Regions from separate parts of the Homo sapiens genome. Here region 1 is linked to region 2. A link is an interaction called in ENCODE POLR2A ChIA-PET data of the cell type or tissue named here. Cell type or tissue: IMR-90. All regions are shown on one strand. Links, peaks and the distances in the headings refer to the core of each region. The heading gives the core; the rest is flanking DNA.

Region 1 (11,977 bases), core at 1,264-9,263, 87 kb before region 2:
GTCAACCACTGAACAATCACTTCTTATGCACAAAAGCAAGGATCCTGTGTGTGTGTGTGTGTGTGTGTGTGTGGGTGTGCGCGCGCATGCTCATGTGTTTGTTGGGGAAAAGTGAATCAAACATTACATGATTATCAAGGTTGCTAATCTTAAGAACATGTTAAGTAGAGAAGCTTCCTGAGGATTTTTCCCTCCCTCCCTCCCTCTCTCTCTTTCTCTCTTTCTCTTTCTTTCCCTCCCTCCCTCCCTCCCTTCCTTCCTTCCTTCTTTCTTTCTTTTCTTTCTTTCTTTCCTTTCTTCCTTTCAGATTCTAAACCCTGACAAAAGATTCCAAAGAAGTGTGACTGCTGAGAGAAAGGAAAGGTCCTTCCCCTACACAGTATGGAAGGTAATCAGAAGGGCATATCTATTGTGGGCTATCAGAAGGAGTCTTTGAACTTGCTATACAGTTGTCTGTACATGCTAGAGTGATGTCCAAATATGAATAATTATGTAACAAATTTGTGGAGTAGAGAGTAATAAGAATTTTAAATGTGTGTTCCAGATTAGCTGAAGACATTCTTTCTTTCAGCTTATGGATGAAGAGGCAATAGTGTGCAGGGGTGGACATTTCTTGGTGATATACACATAGATGAAATTCTCAGGCTTGAGCTCAGATAATCATCTGCAAGTGATTACTTTGCTACACAAAAGCTGTCACTCTATATACCTGCCTTGCCCTCATGACAGGAGTTCCTCCCATGACAGGAGTATCAAATCTGATGTCATGATGTGACATAGTGAAGAGTGTTTATGGCTAAAGTAATATTTGGAAGCCAAAGCTGGTAAAACAAAGGAAAATAATAATTAGGTGACAGGGTACATAAAACCAGTCTGGAAGGGTAATTGCATATGGCGGTGTTTATACTTCATCCCCAAGTTTTCAAAACTACCAATTGAAAGAATTACATTGATGTGTGAATTATACAATTTCTGGAGAAAGAAGAGCAAACTGTGAACCAGTTTGAGTATCATACTTCCCTAAAGAATTAGTCCATTTGCAGCCAAGAAAAGAGAGTATTGATTTGTTTACCAGATATAAAAATAATTTTAAAAAGCAAGCTTGGGGGATCTGGGGAAATGAATTTGTTTATAGTCATCCTAATTCTAAACATCTGGAGTTCTCACTCTGCTTCCCACTAATTTCATCCGCACTTTTGGCAGCTCAGACTTCCTCTCTGGAGTTTGAATCTTCCCCCACCACCATGGAGAAGGGCAGACATGGGCCCTGTGTTCAGTCCCGGGCATCTGTGCTAATCAACAAATGCTGTCCTGAGGATCTACTGTTAGCAGCGTTAATAGTTGCGTCACCCTCTTTGGGGAGGATAACCAGGCAGGTGCCAAGGACACCAAAGGGAATAGGTCCTTGTTTGCTGTTAATAAGAGTCTATAACAATGGGTAATGCCAACATGTCTCCTTAGTCTCAAGTTCATATTGTTGATGTTTCATTCAGCTTCCTATGTATACATGGACATTCCAGGGAAAATATTGGAAAGTCTATTGTAAAGACAGAGGTGAAGTGGACACTAATCTAAATCAAAGTAGTATACGAATCTCTCTTTTCTCTCTTCATCTGCTTCTCTTGCAAACTGAATCTTTTTAAAATTTTTAATCCTAAATCTCTTTGCTTTATGACTTGCCAGGGTCCCTCCAGCCCTGTCAACTTGCTTCAGGCATCTCTTACTTTACTTCCTTTTCTTCCTTGACAATTGCTTGTCTCTTTGTTTGTTAAAATCAAATCTCCAAGAGAGCATTCAGATTGAGCCAGCTCCTACAAAGTTCATGTGTGCAAAGTCTTTGAATTGGCTGCCTTTATATCAGGTGGCCAAATACAATTCTATCATTTGTGATGTGAGGTATCCATGAGGATCAAAACATAGCCACAGCCCATCAGCTGGGGTGGAGGAGGGTTATACAGAATGCATTTCTTGTTTAGAGGATAAGCCACCCCAGGTTTCTCTAACCTCATTCCAAACTCTCTTTAGCCACAAACACTGCTCTTGGAAGCTGACACCCAGAAAGGCTCATGTATTCAAGGTGCACAGATGGGTCTAATGGAGAGACTTGGGAAAGCAGAATTCCAGAAAATGAGGATGGAATTAATGAAATGTCCACATTTCTACCAGTATGGCTGTTATATTGTATTCACTCATATACTTGTCAATTTGATCACTAGTTTTTTAATGTAATGCTTTGTGGCTGCACACACACATTTCAATTTGGCTGGAAAAATACAATTTTCTTATAAATGCTCTTATCTCTTGATAAAACTGGGACTCATAGGGAACCATATAAGCTATTTCAGCTAATAGAAAGTATTTTACAACATTGAATTAGTAGTTTATCAATGAAACCTTCTTTTTTGTGAGAATTGCTGTAATTTCCTAGTGTCCTTACTTACATACTTGGAGTAAAGAATGTTATTGATCACCTACATGCCAAGCAATTTATATATGGTCATCTCATTTTCTCCTTATAACAGCAGTAATGATCCCTATTTTTACAAAATAGCAGATGGGCTCAGAAGATAAAGAAACTTTCCCAAGGCCATATATAACTGGTAAGTGGTAGAACTAGATTTTAAATCCAGACCTACCTGACCCAATTACATCACGCTGCCAAGCTATTCATTAGCAATAGTTAAAATCCAGGGAGGATAAAAATCTATGATGATCTTTCGTATAATAATGGGATGCATAACAAAATTTTAAATATAATAAGATATGTATATATAGGGATTTGGGAATGGGAAACAATTATTTGCATGGACCTATCCGTTGGTAGGAGGATGGAGGAGTAATCAAGCTCACAGATTCTGGTCTCATAACTTGGCTCGACCTTTTCTTAGCTGCATGACTTTGAGCAATTACTTGACTTTTTTCTTCATCCGTTCAATGAAATAATTATTGTATCTTCTTCTCAGGACTGTTGTGTGATTAAATGAGTTAACACATGCATAAGGCTTAGAAAAATGCCTAGCACATAGTAAGCACTGAGTAAATGTTATTATCAAAAGAAAGATAAATGTTTCTATATGATATTTCATTTTCAGTAAGTACAGAATCATACATTTAGTAGTATTTTGACTGGCTCTTTGATTCTTCCACAGAATAAACTTTCACACCAAACATGTTAAAAGCTACTTAATTGTACTTATTCAAATATTTTATGTTTAAAATTATTTTCAACTCTACAGGGTATTTGTGTAAGTGTCCACATTTTAAGAGACAACCCTGAACCCTAGTACAATCTAGTATTAATATTTTGAAGAATTATGCACCACGGATGTCTGAGGCACACTAATTCAAACCCTCGGAGACTCTACGTAACAGAATTTTAGTAATGGATCCTATAGGATTGTAAAATCCTAATGGATAAGCTATTGTCAAAATAAAACAAGCTATTTGACACAGTGAACAATTTGTAAGGAAGTTTTTGTTAAGGCATAAGATTTGCCAGGATATGCATCAGTGTACAAAAGCTGTTGGTTATCAAAGCAACTTGTCATAGCCAAATGGTACAGGGCAGTGTGCAGAAGCGTAAAGCGTCTTTGTGTATCATTGTGAAACAAAACAGAGGTGTCAAAAATAGTGTCTTCTGATTTTATTCCAAGAAATAAAGACAAAAATGTCTGGGAAAAATCTTCCTTGTGGCAGCTAGGATTTGTTTTTTGCTTTGTTTTGTTTTAACTCTTCCTCCCTTTTAGTTCTTGGTAACACACTATTTCTGGAGAGATAAGGGAGGGAGGGTCCAGTGCCTAGTGGCAGGGACTGGTGCAGCTTCTGTGGGGTGGAGACGGAGATGGGGATGGAGAGCGCCATTGCAGAGTGCTTGTGAAGAGCCTCCCAGGAACTGGGAGCTAGGAGCCTCAGCTAGGGCCAGTAAGGTGGGCTCACACCAGGGACCAGCTCATGGGTCACATAAGCCCTCAGGGCCTTTGCTCATCCCACGTGGGACATGCCAGGTATGGAACCAGCAGGTGGTCATATACTTCCAGGCTACGATCTCATTCATTCTTTCATTCAACAAATATTTCTTGAGATTCTACTATGTGCCAGGCATTGTGCTTAGTGCTAGTTAAACAAAGGTGAGGAAAATCAAGACATGGTGTCTCCCTTCATGAAGCCTGCAGTCTTGTGGGGAAGACAGATGTTAACAAAACATGTCTTGTTACAAGTTGTGATACATATTCTAGAGAAGAATGCTGAGAAGGAATGGTGGGAGAGGGTCAGAATTGAGACCAGGGGTCAGAGGAGATCTCTGGAGAAGTGACATTTAAACTGAGACCTGAAAAATGAGTAGGAACTTGGCAAGGGAGTGTGTGGTGGTCAAAGTGTGTGTGTGTGTGTGTGTGTTGCATGTGTATGCATGTATGTTGTATGTATTATATGTATTGTGTGTTTCCTGTTGTGTGTGTGCTGTGTGTGTAGTATGTATGGTGTATGTGTTGTATGTTGTGTATGTTGTATGTGTGCTGCATGTGTGTGTATTGTGTGTGTTGTGTATGTTGTATGTGTGCTGCATGTGTGTGTATTGTGTGTGTGTTGTGTGTCTAGTGTGTGTGTGTGTTGTGGGTGTTGAATGTTCTTTAGAGGAGCAGCGTGTGCCAGGAGAATGTCCCATCTAGGGGCAGGCACGCAGCTCTCTAAGGCCAGTGCAGAGAAGGGGTGTGGGGAGGAGCATGAGGAGTGAGAAGAGGTGAAGCAGGAAGAAGCCACACAATGGGAGACGAGCCAAGGGGTATGAAGTTCCTGCTGTTGAAAGTTTTTAAGCAGGAGAATAACAAGATCAGATTTATGCTTTATGCTACATTTAAATCGCACCCTGATTATTATATTTCATATTTCTAATTTTATTATAGTTTATATTGTTTGGAGACCACCTCTTTAAAAACAATAACAGAATTCTGATGGAGTCGACATTGGATTTGTGCAGTTTCTACTTCCAAGAATAATCTGTACTCCAGGAATATTTAGATTAGGGATGATGGCTAGAATCAAGTTCGAACCTCAAGCTGAATTAATTTTATTAAAATCAGCAACCATGAAAGATTCTAATACAGAATACTCATGTTGATTCTCGACAGGAGGAAGGAAGATGCTAAATAACTGTAATATGTACTTGACAGAACAACAGATTGGTGCTATTGGAATTACATAGCCATTAAATTACATGGCATGGGATAGAATAAATGCAACTTTGGCTAAGAAAAGACTTCAGAATCAGGCTGCTGTGAGAAAGAAAAAGCATAATTGAAGGATGAGATTTCCTAATGGCTTATTTTAAAACAAGTAATTTTTGGAATCTTTTTCTAGTATGCTCCTAATTGAAAAAAAATCAATTAAAATATGGGCACAAAAAAGAAAACATAGAAGACTATTAAAGACTCTCCCATTAACAATAGTTTTTGCCCATAGGAATAGCTGTCAGACAACTGCATCCCATTAGTTTTTCATGGGAAAAGCAATGGATTTCTACGATCTACAATTCAGTTAACAGGCCCCCGCCATTTGTATTCCGCTGGAATAATTTGAACTGTGTCTTTACATGGGCTGAGTCATTGACCGGCAGACTCCAGCAACACTTTTCTTGGGGAAAACGATTCTAGCGAAGGGCTGGAATCCCAACCTGATTTTCTGAATTTTGCCTCTTTCAGTGCCACCTTGGCAGCACTTGCTGCTGTAGGTGCATGATGATATTTTCAAGCAAGCAGGCCAGGCCGCGGAACGGCAAGTGCTGGCCCTAAGGTTTAAGGGCAGATGGCATGTGCTTTAGACGCAGCCTTCAGGGACACTTTGAGTCCTGGAGCCTGCTTTAGACCCCAAAGCTGGCCAGGGAAAATCATGGAAGAGCCTCTGAAATTCCTCGCATTCCACATGGCTGAGGCCAGCTTGGTGAAATCCCGAGGTCAAGACAAAGGCTCTTGCTCTGGAGTTACATTTCAGAAGCCTGTTTTGTCTTGCAACCTCTCCTGGAGAAGCAGTGTAAAAAAAAAAAAAAAAAAAAAAGGGTTAAGGAAACCGTCTCAGAACTGGACTAATTGGATTTAAAATGCAGCGCTGCTGTTCTTGGGCACCTTGGGCAAGTGGGACCTTGTGGCTTCCAGCTGCCATATCTGTGAAATGGGGCTAAGAATAGTTTCTGCCTCACGGACTTTCAATAAGGATTAAGAGTTAATGCATATAAAGTGTTTTAACAGTTCCTGGCACATAGTAGGCATTCCCTAAGCTTCATCATCATCATAATCATCATCATCATCACTATTACTATTGACACTTTCTTTTCATAGTAGGTAAAAATATATGGTATTGAAAACAACTTCTCTAATACCTGCTCCATTTCCTTATCACTGTGCTCCTCTCTGGCCTGTCTACCAATCTCTTTAAACCTTTGCTATTCTCATTCTGTCAGTGCCAACTTTGGTCATTTATCTCTTCAAACAGCCTCAGATCTGTTTTTCTTTGATATCTCCCCTGCTGAAACTTGCCAGGGCTAATCAACATGGCATGACTTATCTAGAGTGTAAAGCAGCTATGTATTGTGGTTGGAAAATCCCAAAATTCTGGCTGTGGCTTCATTCCAAAATGGTTATATGAACTTTTTTTTTTTTTTTTTTTTTTTACAAATAACGTATAATAGTCTGTGCCTGTGCCTCAATTTTCTCATCTGTCAAATAGGGGTGATCCTGTTCCTATATCTCAACTCCTTCTGACAGTTGTTAGAGCAGGAGTTGCTCAGGAAGAAACGTAAATTGTTATCTATATTTTTTCCAGATCTATTTTCTCCTTGAATGCTCCTAATCTAGTAAAAGGGGAAAGCCACATGAAACAACAGTTACAGTAAAAAGTGACACCAGGGATGTATGTTGGCAATGGTCCAGGTATGTTCTGAGAATTATGAGACGTCTACGTGATGAGGTTTGAGGAGATTCAGCAGAAGTGGTGAATTAAGTCAAAATCAATTAAGTCTAGGAGGATTTATTAAGTACCCACAGTGTACACAGCTTGGAAGTGAAAATTTCGATCAAACAGACCTCTGTTTTCGTCCTTGTGCCACGTAAGTTGTTCAGCAGTTATTTACTAAGTGACTAAGCTGACTGGGTGTATCAGATGTTCCCAGCCTCAGTTTCCCCATAGTTTCAAAAGCTCTCAAGGTCTTTGAAAGTGGGGAAGCAATAAAGGCTGTGGTTAGAGTGGGTGAGCCGATTCTTATTAGTCCATTTATACAGGTCTCAGTCACATAGGCCAAGGCTGAGTCTAACATTTGGCCTGAACCTCCTCTTCTTCCTCCCAGTACATTTCCAGAAGGATATGGGCAAGTAAAAGTGTAGGGGAATAAAATGGTTATTTACATCAAGGCTTAATTTATGACATTAACTATGAGACTGAAATAGCTCTACTCTAAGGCAAGTGACAGATTAGGCTTTTGGGCTTCTTTTGAATTTAAATAAGCTAATTGAACCACATGAGCTCCTTGTATTATTAGTTCCAACTACCTAATATAGCAAATAAAATGCAATCACATAACGGCTTCAGAATTAGAAAGTAACTTTAGATTCAGGGGATCATTATAAACAAATGATAACCAGAATGTCTATCAACATGAATAATTACCAGTATCATCAAGATTATGCATAAGCCTCTAATAAGCTCTTTCTGTTTATTATTTGGTTCAACATATATTACAATTTATCCTTAACAGTCTAGATATGCAAATAATTTTTGGTGAATACCACAACATTTTGTACTTATTAATGACAGATAAAAATGGTGTATTTACATTTCTTCTCTGGTGTGTTCTTTTTCTCTGTTGCTTCCATTATATGGAAGAAATGCCTAGAATGATATAAGGAATATTTGGCAGTGTAGCCTGGTGGATAAATGAGGGAAAAACACAAATAGTGGTAGACAGTCACTACTACCTCCAATTTTACCCACCACCACCAATTGCTACGGGTTTAGGAGAGGATAAAGAAAAGTGGGAATGAAGTTACATAGGTAAGTGGACCAAATCAGTTTGCATTTTCTTTCCAAAAACCCATACAAATAGGTGTAGAGCATCATTCCACTGCATCACCTGGACTATGGGGCAGAGCTCTTCTCTAATGATAGTGCTTTTACCTTTCTTCAAGGGAGTTGCAAATCTGAGTGTTCTCATCTCTGGATTTGCATTTAGGATAGCTTGCTATCACCTGAGGGCTGGGAAAAACCTTCAGGCCACCACAGGTGCTTTGGGAGTAGATTTGTGACTCATTCCTTATTAGGCCAATGCAACTGCCCTCTTCTTTCAAGCACCACTGGCACTGGCCCCTGACATTAATTTTGTGACTATTTTAAATAAACAAAGCATAACAACTAGTAAATGAGGAAGAAAGGCAAAGTAGGTGAATTGTTTGTAGTTTGCCATTTCATAGCATGTTTAAGCCTTTTAAAAATTTTTTATTTTTATTTTTGAAACAGGGTCTCACTCTGTCACCCAGGCTGGAGTGCAGTGGCACAATCATAGCTCACTGCAGTCTCGACCTCCTGGGCTCAAGCAATTCTCCTACGTCAGCCTCCCAAGTAGCTGGGACTACAGGTGCTTACCACCATGCCAGTCTAATTTTTTTATTTTTGTAGAGTCTGGTTCGCACTGTGTTGCCCAGGCTGGTCTCAAACTCCTTGGTTCAAGCAATCCTCCCACTTTGCCCTCCCAAAGTGCGGGGATTACAGGCGTGAGCCACTGCACCCAGTCTTTAAAAAAATTTTAAATGCATTTTGGTTGGCTGGGCAGTTCCAATTTCTCATACTACTTGTGTCTTGTGATGGGGAGAGCTGTTTGTTGGCTTGATGAAGGGAGAAACCCCTCTTACCGATAAGGATTGTTAATTCTCTTAATTTTATTCATTAACTGAAAATGTGCCAGTTAAGAGAAATCAGTGAGACTAAAAATAGCCCATCAGTTCTTTAGAGATTCAGGGAAACAAATTTCCAGGCACCAGATGCTTCATTTGGAAATTATTTTATTTAATGAGAATATCAATGTCTTCTGAGTCACGGGGGTAGTTTGGTTAGTGTGGACCATAATCATATATCAACCTTACATGAAACCAGTTGTGATGTTAATATTGAGTGTCAACTTGATTGGATTGAAGGATGCAAAGTATTGTTCCTAGGTGTGTCTGAGAGAGTGTTGCCAAACATTAACATTTGAGTCAGTGGACTGGGAGAGGCAGACCCACCCTCAATCTGGGTGGGCACCATCTAATCGGCTGCCAGCAAGGCTAGAAAAAAGCAGGCAGAAGGATGTGGAATGAACAACCTGCTGAGTCTTCTGGCCTTCATGTTTCTCCCATGCAGGATGCTTCCTTCCCTCGAACATCGGACTCCAAGTTCTTTGGTTTTTGGACTCTTAGACTTACACCAGTGGTTTGCCAGGGGCTCTCGGACCTTTGGCCACAGACTGAAGGCTGCACTGTTGGTTTCCCTACTTTTGAGGTTTTGGGACTTGGACTGGCTTCCTAGCTCCTCAGCTGGTAGACAGCTTAGTGCAGGACTTCACCTTGTGATCGTGTGAGTCGATTCTCCCAATAAACTCCCCTTCATATATACATCTATCCTATTAGTTCTGTTTTTTAGAGAACACTGACAAATATACCAATCTAGTGGCTGTTTGACTTCATAGAGTCTAGATTTTTTGATACCACATTCATTAATGTCTGCAGCCCCATGGGTGAATAGAAATCCCATGAAACATTTTTATCTGAGCCTTGGAATTTCTCCTGCTAGGGAGGGCAGGCCTTTTCTGTCTACTTCCCGAACTTCTCCTCAAACCCCAACCGTACAGGAAACCTCATACGACGGGTGCATGTTATCCAGTGATCTTCCTTCCTTCCTTCAACAAATATGTATTGAACCCCTTCCATGTGCCAAGCCCTGTGATATTAAAATGACAATTAAAATAGAGTGATCAATGCCATGATAGGCGGTGTGAATGCATTGCAGGGAGCTCTCCTTAGTTTAGAGGTCAGGGATGACTCCAGAGGATGGGACATTTAACATTTAAGCTAAGATATTTATCAGATTATCTAGTTGAGAGTGGGGAGGAAGGTGGGAGTTAGAGTTGGCCATTTGGAGCGAGGAGGTGGGGATGGTTAATGGGTACAAGAAAAACAGAAAGAATGAATAAGACCTACTATTTGACAGCATAATAGGGTGACTATAGTCAACAATAACTTAATGGTATATTTTTAAATAACTTAAAGAATATAATTGGATTGTTTGTAACTCAAAGGATAAATGCTTGAGAGAAGGGGTACCCCATTCTCCATGATGTGCTTATTTCACATTGCATGTCTGTATCAACACATCTCATGCACCCCATAAGTATATACACCTACTATGTACCCACAAAATTTTTTTTTTAATTAGAGCTAGCCATTTAGAGAATTAAAAGAAGCCAGAGTAATTGACAACCACTCTATGGGGGTTTACTTCCTGAAGCCTTATAAACACCATCACATGACATCTGTATCCCACAGTTTCCATGGGGAACTGGTTCCAGGACCTCCCACAGATACCAAAATTCAGGATGCTCAAGTCCCTGATATACAACGGCCTAGTATTTGCATATAACCTATACACATCTTCCTATATACTTTAAATCATCTCTAGATTACTTATAACACCTAATACAAAGTGAATGCTAATGTAAATAGCTGTTATACTTTACTGTTTAGGGAATAATGCCAAGACAAAAGTCTGACCATGTTCAGTACAGACGCAATTTTTAACTAGTATTTTCAATCCATAGTTGGTTGAATCCACGAATACTGAGGGCCAACTGAATGTTTAGTAAATGTTGGGTTCTATTTTTATTATCATCAGTCCTTAGCAATTCCAGAAGCTAGTCAATTTTTGAAATAAGTGAAATCTGTCCAAAGATACAAAACCTTATTATGCATCTTCTGTTACAGCCTTTTTCAAACTGATTGCAATACTATATGGTGAATCACCTACCCCCACAGAAGGCTGCCTGGAATTTGGACACATGTATTAAAGGCCGACATTTTGTGGGTGTGTTCCTGCACAGCTGTGCCATTTTACTTAAACACTGGAAATGACTTCCATCTCAGGTAGAAAACAGACACTGTCCCAAGCCTGTTTAGTGTCAAGTGTTTTCCCTGCTTCTCTGGCCACTCCAGTGCCTCCTCCAGAGTCCCAGCATCTTCCCCTCCTGGACCCCAGCAATCAAAGAGTTAAGCCCACACAGCAGGGGGTTTCTGAGACTAGCTGTGGTGCACACTGATTGGCTGCTGCCCATCTGGGAGGTTACTTATGGTAAAATATTTTGAATATCACATCTTATTATAAATATACTATGACAAGGCCAGAGTGCCTTGGTTGCTGGTGTCGGAGTTGGGAATGCTTCCGGGAAGAAGTGGGAGAAGGGTTGTGTGCCTATGGAGACAGGAATAGGGAAGGGGTGGGCTGGAGGGGAAGGAAGACTAGGTTAAGAAACACTGGAAGAAGATGGGAAAAATAGAGCATCCTATTAAGAGTTCCTTCGTTTTCAGCAACACAGGAAAAGAACATTCCTCTTAGGCGGTTTTGGATTTCAGATGCTTCTTGCCTTACCATAGACTCAAGTTCTGATAAACCCATGGTTAATGGAAAATAGTATATGTTGAAAATGCATTTTCAACTTATGACATATTCAATTTACAATGGGTTTTTCTGATGTAACCCCATCATGAGTCCAGGAGTGTGCTGAATGCATATTGCTTTTGAACTGTTCTAAAGTCAAAAATCGTAAATTGAACCATTATAAGCCAGGGACTTTCTGTACTTGATGTCTCAGGAAAGACCTGCATTGCAGTCCTGGACTGCAGCAGGGGGAAGCTGCACTTTTTTCAGAAAAAACAGCCTGGGAAGATGGAGGGCATGGCAGCTTGCACCA
Region 2 (11,977 bases), core at 1,286-9,285:
AGAGCACAAAGAAGACCTATGTCGGGGTTCATGTTTAGCCATCTCCTGTCCTAGAACTTACAGCATATCTCTTCTCCTATCTCACTTTTAAGGGGAATCAAAGGGTAACTTGGAATTTTAAAAATCAGGGTGGCATACCATTTTAAAGGAAAAAAACCCAGTGCCCTGTTGGTTTTTATATTATTACCATAAAGCCAGGCTTCAAGTGCTTTTTCTTCCAAATATTCTTGAAAATAAGGAAACAAATAAAACATATTGCAGTTTTTAATCAATCAACTTTGTAAAGAAACATACTAGACAATCTCGAAGCTCTCTTCATGTGTTAGTTAAAATTTTTAATACAATTATTATCTTTAATATTATCAGCTGGCATTTACATAGAATTGTGTATGGTGAATAAAGTGTTTCTAGCATGCATTATCTCATTAAATTTCAGAGATAGACAATAGGTACTCAAAGAATTGGTTTCGAGACTGTCAGCCTGCACAATAAGAAAGAATTTCAATTACTAGTTTCATTATTTAGGCTACTCAACACTTTCTTCCCAAGATTACCTTTATCAATCTCACTGTGACCCCATAAGTGATTCAGATTCATGATTGCCTTTGTGCTATTTACAGAACAGCAATAAGTATATTAAGAAAATCTACTGGCTTGGCGATAAAGCTGACTGTAACCAGCTCATAAAGCCGATATCCATGTCCTTCAGCAGGAAGGAAAAAGCCCGTCTGGAGGAGCCTGTCTTGTAGCGTGGTTTGGTACAATGCATCTTTTTTTCTTTACAGGGTCAAAAATTCAGCAAGAGAAATTAATAAAATGCCTCTTCGGGGTGGGGTGGAAGGGGATCTCTCTGCCACAAATCCCGCTGCCTCCTCCTACCCAAAGACAGAGACTGAGAATTTTAGAAACAGAAGTTTATTCGCAGTAGTTAACTAAAAGCAGACTTCTCTCTGGATTAGAAGTTCAATTTACACACATATAAAATGTCAGGACGATATTCAGATTTCTTACACGCACTGCTGACTTTATTGTATACGTTAACAGTCTTTATCCTCATGTAAAATTTTCACTTTTTTAGGTTTTAAATAATTTTCTAACATAAGGAGTAGTCATTCACATTTTCTTTTTGAAATAAAAAGGCAAAGTGGTTTGCAATAAATGTTTGAAGTTCAATAGGGATTCACCCACATAAATAGGTGTGTGTGTGTGTGTGTGTGTGTGTGTGTGTGTGAAATAACAGTAGCCAACAGTTATTAACGGCTTTCAAAAATGCTAAAGTTCTTAAATTTATATTAGTCAATCCAAAAAACTTCACTACAAGAGTCCTGTTTATAAGTTGGGACAAGTGGTATGCATTCAAATTCTGAATTCCAAACAGAAATTTCAGCCAACTTTGGAGGCTAGTTCCAATTTAAGTTCCACAATGAACAAACAGTCCCTTTCTAAACCTCACATTTCTTATCTATAAAATGTAGTAATACCATATATCTCTTAGGTAGCTGGGAGCATTAAATTAGGGAGAAAAACATTCTGAAAGTAAATCAAAGTGCCTGAAACATAGTAGGTGCTTTAAAGGCACTAGTTCCCTTCCTTTGTCCTACTCATCATCTGTTACTTAACTTCAAAATAATGGAAAATTGTGCTGCTGCATGGACTTGGCTCTGAATTTCAGATTTGTTTCAGTGGAAGGAACTAAGTATTTTCTTTCAAAAAGTGCAATAATAATTACAAGCAAAATTAAAATGAAATATTAAAATACCATTTCGATGGACTCAATCCAATGTAACAGCCCTTCCTCCTGCCTAAATATCAAATTCAGGAGAAAGAAGAGTTGTTAAATAATTTTATTCCTCCAACTTAGTAGAAATAAAAATGCATTGTACATGGCTACCTTTAGTAAATTCAATTTCTTTACTTAGGGTCTAAATCAATTAAGATAGTGAAATGCCTACCACCCTTGCAGAAAGAACCTTCAACTTCAGGATTGTGGTGACATCTAGAAACATTGTTACCAGCAACATAAAAGTTATTACGCTTTCGTAGGGAGAAGACGGGGGATGACTTTTGTGAGAATCCTAGCTTTGTAACCACTTGGAATAGCCTATGATATGCCAAGGGTAGCAAATGAATAGTATCTGTTCCTCCCTTCCCCCTATCCTGTCCATGGCAGGTATCACTAAGTGATCCCAGCACTTTTTCCCTGGGAGCTTAGACTTGGCACCCAAAAACTTCTTCAAGCAAGTTTTGAGGCAGACAGCCACCACCAACTGATCAGAATTCCTTTGTGAGTTGAAACCATTTATAGACTGGGCTAAAGTTTACTTTTGAACTATTTATTAACAAAAGGGCAGAGAGGGTGTGCTTGTTGAAGAAATTAAGTCTTAACCTAATCCTAATGGGAATATTTACCCTACTTCTGAGACCAAACTTCTCAGGAGTTTTATTACTATTTATTTAGATAAAATACCTGTAATCTTACTTATAAATCATTCTTATCTCTTTATTAATAAGAACTTCTTAATGGTCATTATTAGATAAAATACTCTTGGCCAACTCAAATTGCTGTGTGTCATTATAATGAATAAAACTGTACATCTTTATGAATAGTCTATAATTCAAGCTCTTCAGTAATTAGATTAAAATGCAGTTTTATTATATTTCAATTTCATTTTCTATAGTAGTGGATAAATGTAAGCCCATCCCAGTGCAGACCTGGTGTATCTCTCACCCAGATAAGCCCCTGTTTTTATGGGCAGTGTAAAGATGTACCCAGAACTGATTTCTTCAAAACAAGCACCGTGAAACAAATGTCTGATTCTTTGACCAATGTGCACCAGCAGCAAAACAAACAGGCCATTATATTTGTGGCAAAGAATGAGATTACAAAGTCAATGAAGAACAAGGCACATTATCTAGTCGTTGGTCTACATTGTAAAACAAAGGCACAAAAGTGCTGTTCATACATGAAAAAAGTCAAAGTTTCATGGTTCTCAGTGAAGTTCAATGGTTAGGGGATTCATACTGACTATAAGTTGACTTGTCTCTATTTGTTTCCCGATTTCTCTTAGCAGATGACAGGCTTTCCTTGGCTTTTCTGATCTTGATCTATTCAGCAGTGTTAACGAGACACTGGCCTGGTTTCCTCTCTGCATCCGTCAATTTGTTGCTTTCAAAATTACAGCTTGTGTTTATTCAGGACAGCTACAAAAGTCATCGTGTTTGAAATGCATGAAAACTTAAATTCATTGAAAATATTTCACTAGCAGGTTTCTTAAAATTTTTATCGTTGGTGTGTGATAATATTTGAAATTAAATATGACTAAAGAATCACATTGGAATTTTACAAGCATGTCTATGACCTAATCCTGTAAGTTAGCCTTTAAACTGTGAGGACTTTGAAACCACCATTATTCGTTGTTACATGAGATGAATCTGTTTTTTATTTGGTCATTTTTAGCCAAAAGAGAGGGTAAAATACTGTCCTTACTATGATCAAGAACCAGAGTGTGTTTTTTTCCCCCTTGCCTTTCTGATACTGTGAAAGACAGAAGTGTAGGGAGAACATGTAGAAGCCCACAGAGAAGTTTCCCTCTACCTTTTTTCTCCTGCCACTTCTGATGAATGATAACAAAATAAGATCCATGCCGGAGGATAAAATTCTCAGTTACCCAGCCCTATCCAGGATGAGCAAAATAGTCCTCTTTCTCTGCATCCACATAATGCTATTTGCTGGCAAATTTAGCTCTTAATTCGTTTGTTGTTTTTTCCCCCTCCAAGGGTGGGGAGGAGAGAAGAAAAAGAGAAAAGAAAAAGAAACTGTTAAATGCTCAATTGTCTATTAGTTTTAGCTTATAGATGCAACTTGATATGCCTTAGAAGCAACTAATTAGAAGGAACATGCTAATTAGAAGACTGACGTGCTTCTCCACTTTCGTTGATTTCTGGCATATGGGGCATCCTCCAAGACCCAGTTCAAATCCCTTGTTGGAAAATCATGACCAGCCCTGTCCCCTACCCCTACTACCCCAGCCAGCCAGTCCTGTCCTCCCTGATCCTTGTGCCCCCTTTCCATTTATCCTCACCTCCTTGAGGCTGACCTTGCTGCTGCTGTACCTGGCCAGAATAGCAGCCAGGCTAATGCATCTTTGTAGCCCAACCCCTAGTACAGCATCCGACACATGCTGGCTACTCACTTAGGGTTTGTTGACTGACTAAATAAATAAGCCGTCAGGAGCAGTCCATAAGGCAATCTAAGAACCTTGATTTTTCATCCTCCAGGGTAAACTGAAAATGCATCTACCTAAACTGCAGTGGAACTTGATATGTTCAAGGGACATTGTCTTTTGTTCAACTCTCTCTCCCACATCCACTGTCCGTGCCTGCCACTGGCCACCGCTGCAGATAGTCACTTGGGCAGTGGGGGATATATGGGAGGGGTTGGCTGGGTTGGTGACACTCTGAGCTCATGCCCAAGCTTTGGGGCTTCAGGCTGATAGAGGGCAAGAAGGAGACGCCTGCACAGGAGCGCATGCGCTCAGTGGAGGGGAGGGACTGCCGCGTGCGGAGCCCTGCTCAGTCGGCTTTCATTTTCCTTCCACCAGCACCAATTTCAGAGGATGATGTCATTGGACAACGACTCCATAATACATGCCAGTTATAGTAGCATCCCCACAGATCCAAGCTTAACTGTTCTCAAACTGTCAATCAAGCAACGTACAGGAGGGGGGAAAAAAAAAAAAAGGAACAAGTAAGTCCTGCTTATTCCAAGCTCTTTTAATGTTTCTTAGGTACCCTCATCCCCAACCCCGGGGGGCTCCCGGGACCCAGGAAGTCCTCATTCTGCTATGTCAACTGCAATGTATGCTCCTCTTCTAGACCCTACATTTCTCGGGGACTGGGGATGTTTCTGTGTTCCACATGGGGCCGAGGACAAGTCTCAGACACCACTCTGTGCCCTGCAAAATCACAAGTTCAGGGTCAGGATTATATTTTGGGTAGAAGACGGCAGGTAACAGGATTGTTGATGCCTCTACTGTCTAGCTGAGGGGACTGAATGTAAAACCCCTCTGAGCAGATCCAGGGACATCATCTCAGTTGGCCTGACCTGCACCAGGGAGTCAACAGGATCCTGGTAACAAGGTGACCCTGCAAGGCACAGGCTGTGTCTCAGTTGCCTAATGCAGCCCAAGAAATGCGGGAGCCTTGGCTATGAAGAGAGCAACATATTTGAGCCACGTGCCCGCTCCCTCCTCTTTCCTAGATCTAAACACCCTAAAGCACAAAGAAGAACATTGCCTTTTGGGTTCCAAAGACACATTTTGTAATTGAAGTTTCTGGAGGTCTAGGAGTGTGTTGGGGGTGGGCAGTGGTGTCGTCAAAATCCTACCCATTTCACTGCAGCTAGCCCAGGGTTGAGGGAGACACCTTCTCCGAGTTGTGGGAACATGGGCCTAGCCTTTCCTTGTTGCTTCAGAAGGCATCGGAAGTGTCCTCAATCAGGCAATTTCCTCTCGGAGGAACCCCATGTGTGCACACAATAAGAGCTCATTTCCTCCTATTGGCTTTTGTTTGAGTGGTTTCCTTTGATATGGGATGTATGCCACTCTCCTGCACAGTTATCTCAAACCAGGCATCCTTCTAAGCTCAACACAAGGCCCACTCCAATTGGAGTCAGACCCAACTCGCCTAACTCTGATGGCCCCTCCCTCCTTCCCACCTTAAATGAAGCAGCAAGTATCCAGGGCCCAAGTGAAATAGGGTTGGTCTCAGGGTTCTCCAATGGCTTTTGGGGTGCATGCCTGTGTTGCACACGTGCGTGTGTGCAATGTTTATGCATATGTGTGTCTTAACTGCTCAATTCCATTGCTACCAATCATGATTGTTTCACTTCATTACCTAGCATCAGGATACTAGGCACACAGTTGGATTTTAATCAGTGCTCTGAATGAAAGGACTAAGCCTTTTGAAAATGATTCACAATGGATTTGAAGATCTGTAGATATACTTTGATTTGGAAAATATTGAAAACCTTTCTCAACTGAAAGCTGAAACGGAGACTTAGATTTCAGAGTAGCATACATTTTTCTTTGCACTCCCTCCTCTGTTTTGAATTTTTTTCACGTTTCTGTTCTTATTTCTCCCTGTGTGCTGATCAAATGGACTCTGTACCACACTTCTTTCCTCTTGGTTGTGTGTGACCCAAATCTTATGACCCAGAGCTCCAGCAAACACCTAACTTGTGAAAGTATCTCTGCTGCTAATGGGTTCTCAGTGGGGAAAAAAAAGGACATGTGATATTGAGTCTTCCAACACAGGCAACTGGGTCAGCACATCCAGGAAGGAAGGGGACTTCAGTTCCAGGAAACACCTTGAACCAATCCTTACATATTCATGCTCTGAGCAACAAAGAGGCTAACCTTTCCTGAGGGACCAGAGGGCTAGAATGGAACGGCAGATATAATGGGAGTGTTTCCTGGACCCAGAGGAAATTCATTCATTCATTCAGTCAGTCAGTCATTCATTTCCAAAAGTTTTAAGCTCAGGAGTTTGGCCCCTGTGTGAGCCAGTTACCATCTGCTTGAACAACCTAAAAACAGCCCGAGTGAGGACAGAAGCAATTTTATCTGTGCCAAAACAGCTCAAGGCATGGCCTATCACGGAGCTCGTTCAAGTGCTTCATTTTCACACATGCACTACATGAAACTTTCCAAATGTAGCCCAGCCCTCCTGTTTTCAAAAGCAGCTACATTTCAATCATCCTAGAAATACTATGATTCCTTTAGTCTGGGTAACATGCTCCAGTGTTTTACCATCTCCTTCAAATGTAAACATTCCCAAAAGTCTTTTGTAGAATAAAAAGCCTTCTTGCATTTTGCTAAAAGAACAATGGGATCTTTGTGAGGGATATCAAGCCTTTAAGAATTTGCAGAAATAGTCATGTCAAAGCCCCTGCTCTTTCTAGAATTGCTTAGAGGGTCTATAGCATTCATTGGTGGTTATTCTCTAATAGCTTTATGTCCACCCCAGATAACTATATCTTATTTATTAATGTATATTTTGTGCAGTGTAGAAAGTACTTTCTCATGTAATTAAGTTACATGAGGTGATCTCATTTAATCCCAAGCATCGCCCAAAGAAGTGGGAATTATTACTCCCATTTTAAAGATAAGAAAACTGAGATTCAAATCGATGTCAAAATCTGCCTGAAGTTGTGCAGCTAGTCTGTGGCAGAGCCAGGATTTGGGTGCAGGATTTGAATGTTCTCCTAACCCCTGTGCCAGGAGGTCTGTGAATAATTTGTGTCAACATCACTGTGTAGTCTAGCAATAAATGTGGGTTCCTAGGCCCCACCTCAGACTCCCCGAGTCAGAATCATGGGAGGTGGGGCCTAGGATTCAGAAGTCTGGGGTGGGGCCCTGGAATCTGTCCTTCTAACAAGCTTCCCAAGAGTATGTGTATCTAACAAAATCAACCTTCAGAGTAACTTGGGAGAGCTTTTGAAATGGGTATGGAAAGAAAATACAACTTCTTCTCCTGGGGTTGGAGTTGGGTGGAGAGGTGAATATAGTCCAGAAATACAACCTTGTACCAGTGGCTACAAATCTTATTCTGGGTTTGTCTGTAGATGTGCTTGTCTTTTATTAAGTTTTCGAGTGGCCCTCAAGGGCAAAGAAATAGGTCAATCCATTTTGTCAGACGTGCTGTACATTTTGTGCAGCCACACATAACCAGAAGTATCTATCCTACAGCACTCAAGCAGCTAAAACTTATTTTAAGAGTTAGGACGCTCCAGAGAACTCACAGTTCACGTATCTCACACTTAGTTTCTCTCTGTCCACAGCCTTCATCAGCCAAACTTCTTTGAAGTTTAAATGAAAAAAGATCCCTGGTTGAAGGGATTGGAGCATAGCTGGCCTCTCTTTAGCACTAAAGCACAACTTCATAGAGATGCATATGTTCCCAGGGGGAAAATGCATTCATTTTTCATCACCATATAAACTTCTGGGTATATTTGTATAGATGATGGACTATGGATTTCTGTGAGTATGACTCATAGCTAATAATTATCTAGAGAAATGCCTGCCTCAATACTAAAACACTTCAGCCATTCACAAGTATTCCACAAACATTATTTATTGAGCATCTACTACTTATCAGACATTGGCTCAAGTTTAAAATGCATGGAGATTACTATAAGGAGACATTAAAAATATTCCATATGAGGTATCTATATTGGCAGGTTGTTATTTAGGAGAAGAGTTATCTAGGCACATGAATTAGCCTTTGCTGATACCCTGTAGTATGAAGGGAAAAGCTAAAGAAAATAATAAACAGTAGTACAAAAAATATTTGTATAGCACTTTAGAAAGAAGCAGCAGTCTCTGTATTGCAGTTATGCCTGTGGTAATACAGAGATCGTGTTTGATTAGCAGTGAGGCTGGATGTAGCATCTTGAGCCCTCTCCGAAACGGTTATTTTGAGTAGAGCAGAATTCATTTCAAGGCAAAGGCCTCTGGAAGCCTCCTTGGAGACGCCTTTAGACCTCACCTCACCACCTTCCTTCACATTTATCTAATGTTTTTCACCTTTCCTGGTAGAGCAGAATCATACTTAAGCCTATCAATTTTCAAAAACCATTTTTTCCCAGTGGCCTCAGCTCATGAATCCCCAGCAGGCAGCCTCCAATGAGCCAAAAGTTGCCCCAGGTGCCACCAGGCAGCCCAGCACACCTTGCCCTCCAACCTAAACTTGCTTACTTTATCCCTGCCTCTTCTCTGCTCACCGCCATCTCCCCTTTGGCTGTGCTACCTGTCTCCCACTCCCTACCTAATCGTTTTCACTTTCCACTTCCCTGGTGCCTTGCAGTTCAGCAGCCCACGCAGCACTCTTCCAAAAAGGGACTTTCCCAAAGGTCAGAGGCGTTGTCTTGGCTTCTGCACCTCATAGGACTGGGCCCGGTCTTCATCTTTATTGAACTTTCTTTAGGATCTGCCACCATTTCCCATTCTCACCTGGTTTCAGGAAGCCTTAATCTATGACACAGTGAATAGCATGATCCTTTGTCACAGATCCAAAGGCAATGAGAGAGGTTATGAGGCCCATACACCTGTTCCAAGGTGCCCTCACCTTGGATGAAATGCTCTTCACTTTGGATTTTTGTGCCAGTGGAAGTGTGCCTAGGAAATTCCCTTCAATGTAAGGCTTTCCCAAGCCTGTGTCATCTACCCAAGCCTGTGTCGTCTACCATTTTCTAGATTGCACTTGTTTTCTTTGCTATCTCAATTCCTCTATGATTTCAAACATCAGTCTTCTGTGGATGAATTCCAAATATACATTGGGCTCCACACGCTACAGAAGCCTAGACCCATACTTCTCAGAGGACATTCCGACTTCAAACTCTTAATGATCAGAGCCAATTTTATTGTCTTCCCCCATCCTCCTGTGTGTTTATGCCATTGGCATCACTGGTTTTTCTGTTTTCTAAGCTGATCGTGTCCAGGTCGGCTTTGACTCCCTCCCTTTCCCTTGGCCCCAGTCAATCCTGCCCATGCTCTTCGTAAGTTGCTCCTGGCCTCAGCACAGCACCTCATTCTCATTGCTGCTATCCCAGCCCATGCCTTCATGACCTGCCTGAGCGTCTGCAATTCTCAGGTCTAAACTCTGCTCACGGAATTATCTCTCTAAAGCATTGTCTGACCCCTCATTTACCTGCTTAAAAATATTTGGTGGCTCTCTGCTGCATTCTGAATAAAGTTTGAAATACATAGGGTGGCATTCAAAGTCATTCACAATTTAGTCCATGCCAAGTACACCCTAGACTGCACTTCATGCTCCAGAAAAACCTGCATGGGTGCTTTTCAGGTGCACACAATGTGATTTTATCTATCCTTCAAGGCCATGTCAGATGTTTTCTCCTCCAGGAAGCCTTCCCTGACTGCCTTACTTGGATGGCACTAATCTCACAGGCATCTTATACCTCCCTTGTGGCATAATACCTTCACCATGGTGATTTATTTACACATCTTACCTGTAACGGTAGAGTATAAATTCCATGAGGGGAAAGGAAATGGGAAAGACTTAAGAAATAATTTTCTCCTCATCCACTATCTTTCATACATTTCTTTTTCCTGCAAACTTTTCTATAGCCAATGAAAGCTTCATTAAGGAGAACACATTTGCCCTGGCAGAGCAGGTCCTTAAATTAACAATGCCATCAGCTCCTTCCCACTGACAAAGGGTCCCTCACCATGCATAAGGCAATTCTGGTCCATTGTTTTACCAAATCTTCACAAAAATCCTGAGAGGTGGGCACAAGAAACCAGAGGTCCAATGAATTTGGTAACTCGTGCTTCCTACGGGACCCCGGGATTCAAATCTGTGTTGATGACCCACAAACTGCATTCCTGCCATCCTTAGCCATCCTTATTTATTTTTTGAGATCTGCAATCCCTTGACTTAAACAGACTAACAGGCTAATCTAGGGCTACACCGCCAGAAAAGGGCAAAGGGCTTTGTCATCTGCTGTCCCCACACTCTTCCTTCCTTCCATTTGTCTTGATTGCCAAATAGAAAAAAAAAAGTCTCTTAAGCAAAGCTTTCATGCATTTGAATAAAATAAAAATAGGGAGAAACAAGGAGATGTTTTGTATATAATGACAAAGTAACTGTTATTATTACTGTCAGCATCATTATTAGTTAGCACTGATCATTTCCTTTCAAGTTTCTAATTTGGAGCATTAACTTCCGTCTGGTCCAGGGTAGAATGATAAGCTGGCTGTCATGACCCTTCATGGTTCTGATTATAGGCGGGAACAGAGACCACTGCTGGAAGCCCAGAAGGTTCCAGAAGAGAGAAATGAATAAAAAGCGGAGGTCCAAGTGGGAAAAGAATAAAAATATAGGACTACCTTCCCACGAACTTTATCTTATAATACAAAGTACAAGGTAGCCAGCTACATTTTTAAAACTTTATTAAAGACAAAAAAAAAAAAAAGACCACATATCCTGTATCCAGCCCACTGGATTTTCACAAAGTGAACACATCTGTACATCTCACACCCAGATGAAGAAATAAAATATTAGCAGAGCCCCAGGAGCACCCCCTCCAACCTTTCAGATACCACCCCCAACCCCAAGGGAAAGCATGCCCCTAGGACTACCTAGCTGGCTGTATTTTAAATTAACCCCTTCGTTCTGGCCAGGACAGCCTGTGCTCTTCTGAGAGAAACCTTTTCTTGCAGCAACTGTCACTTCAAAGCAGGGGGAAAATAAAGTGTGTGTGAGGGAGTAATTTTGTGTGTAGGAGAAAAGTGTTTCTAATTTTCAGTCCTGAAAATGTGAGGGGAAGAAAGAATACGTGAAAAAAAAGAGGGAAATAAGTCGGTAAATGCAGTCCTTGCTATGCCTCCACCATTAGGAGCTGGAAGGCTTCCAGCGACATGCCATTTTGAGCAAGGAAGCAAACACAATCGCCCTTCTCCACCCTCCCCAGCCTCCGCCAGGGCAGGTCAGCTCCAACGCCCATCACCGTCAAATTTGCGGATAGGCTGACGGTTATTATTTAACGGTAACATGTTCACTAGAAGGCTGACAGTGTATTGAACATATGGTTTTGATTTTTTTTTTTTTCTGTTTGTAACTAGGGAGCAAGATGGGGAGCGTCAGAAACCTAACTCCAGGATTTGCTGGGTTCTCCAAACTGTAGCGGGAACCTCACTCCCAGGCCGATGCCCCTCTAGCGTCTGCAGCTCTGGGCCCCAGGGAGGGAGGAAGGAGCCACAGAGGGTTCGGACAACAGCACTGACTGATGCCAGAGCAGGACTCCATTCTGTTAACCTGACAAAGCGCACAGGCTGCGCCGGCATGTTTTTCTTCCACTTTCTACACTAATTTATCAAACTGGAAGGAAGAGATCAGAACATCAAATAAAAATCCACAGCCACAGAGCAATTAACTCAAGACCTAACATGTACCTGGA

The links. Peaks named below come from ENCODE experiments on the same cell type or tissue, not always from the same donor. Only the 100,000 strongest peaks of a DNase experiment are listed, where the experiment ranks them.
Region 1: POLR2A ChIA-PET joins it to region 2 with 9 read pairs; 6 of 35 experiments call an interaction of 5 or more read pairs at or near these places.

Annotation. Positions count from the first base shown.
Region 1 is chr13:97,322,245-97,334,221 of GRCh38, reverse strand. The region is part of intron 2 of MBNL2 (muscleblind like splicing regulator 2); the gene reads right to left. Among named protein-coding and RNA genes, the nearest start is that of MBNL2, 110 kb to the right of the region's middle. In IMR-90, for the core only: no CTCF peak of the experiment used is centred there; a DNase peak (open chromatin) is centred at 5,941; H3K27ac peaks cover 1,023 bases.
Region 2 is chr13:97,235,530-97,247,506 of GRCh38, reverse strand. All of the region lies in intron 1 of MBNL2 (muscleblind like splicing regulator 2), which reads right to left. It overlaps LOC107984573 (a long non-coding RNA gene), which reads left to right and starts at 7,957. Exons shown (of 2, transcript XR_001749968.1): 1 at 7,957-8,039; 2 at 11,643-11,977. It overlaps LOC101927385 (a long non-coding RNA gene), which reads left to right. Exons shown (of 4, transcript XR_001749966.2): 4 at 4,602-4,653. In IMR-90, for the core only: no CTCF peak of the experiment used is centred there; no DNase peak of the experiment used is centred there; H3K27ac peaks cover 594 bases.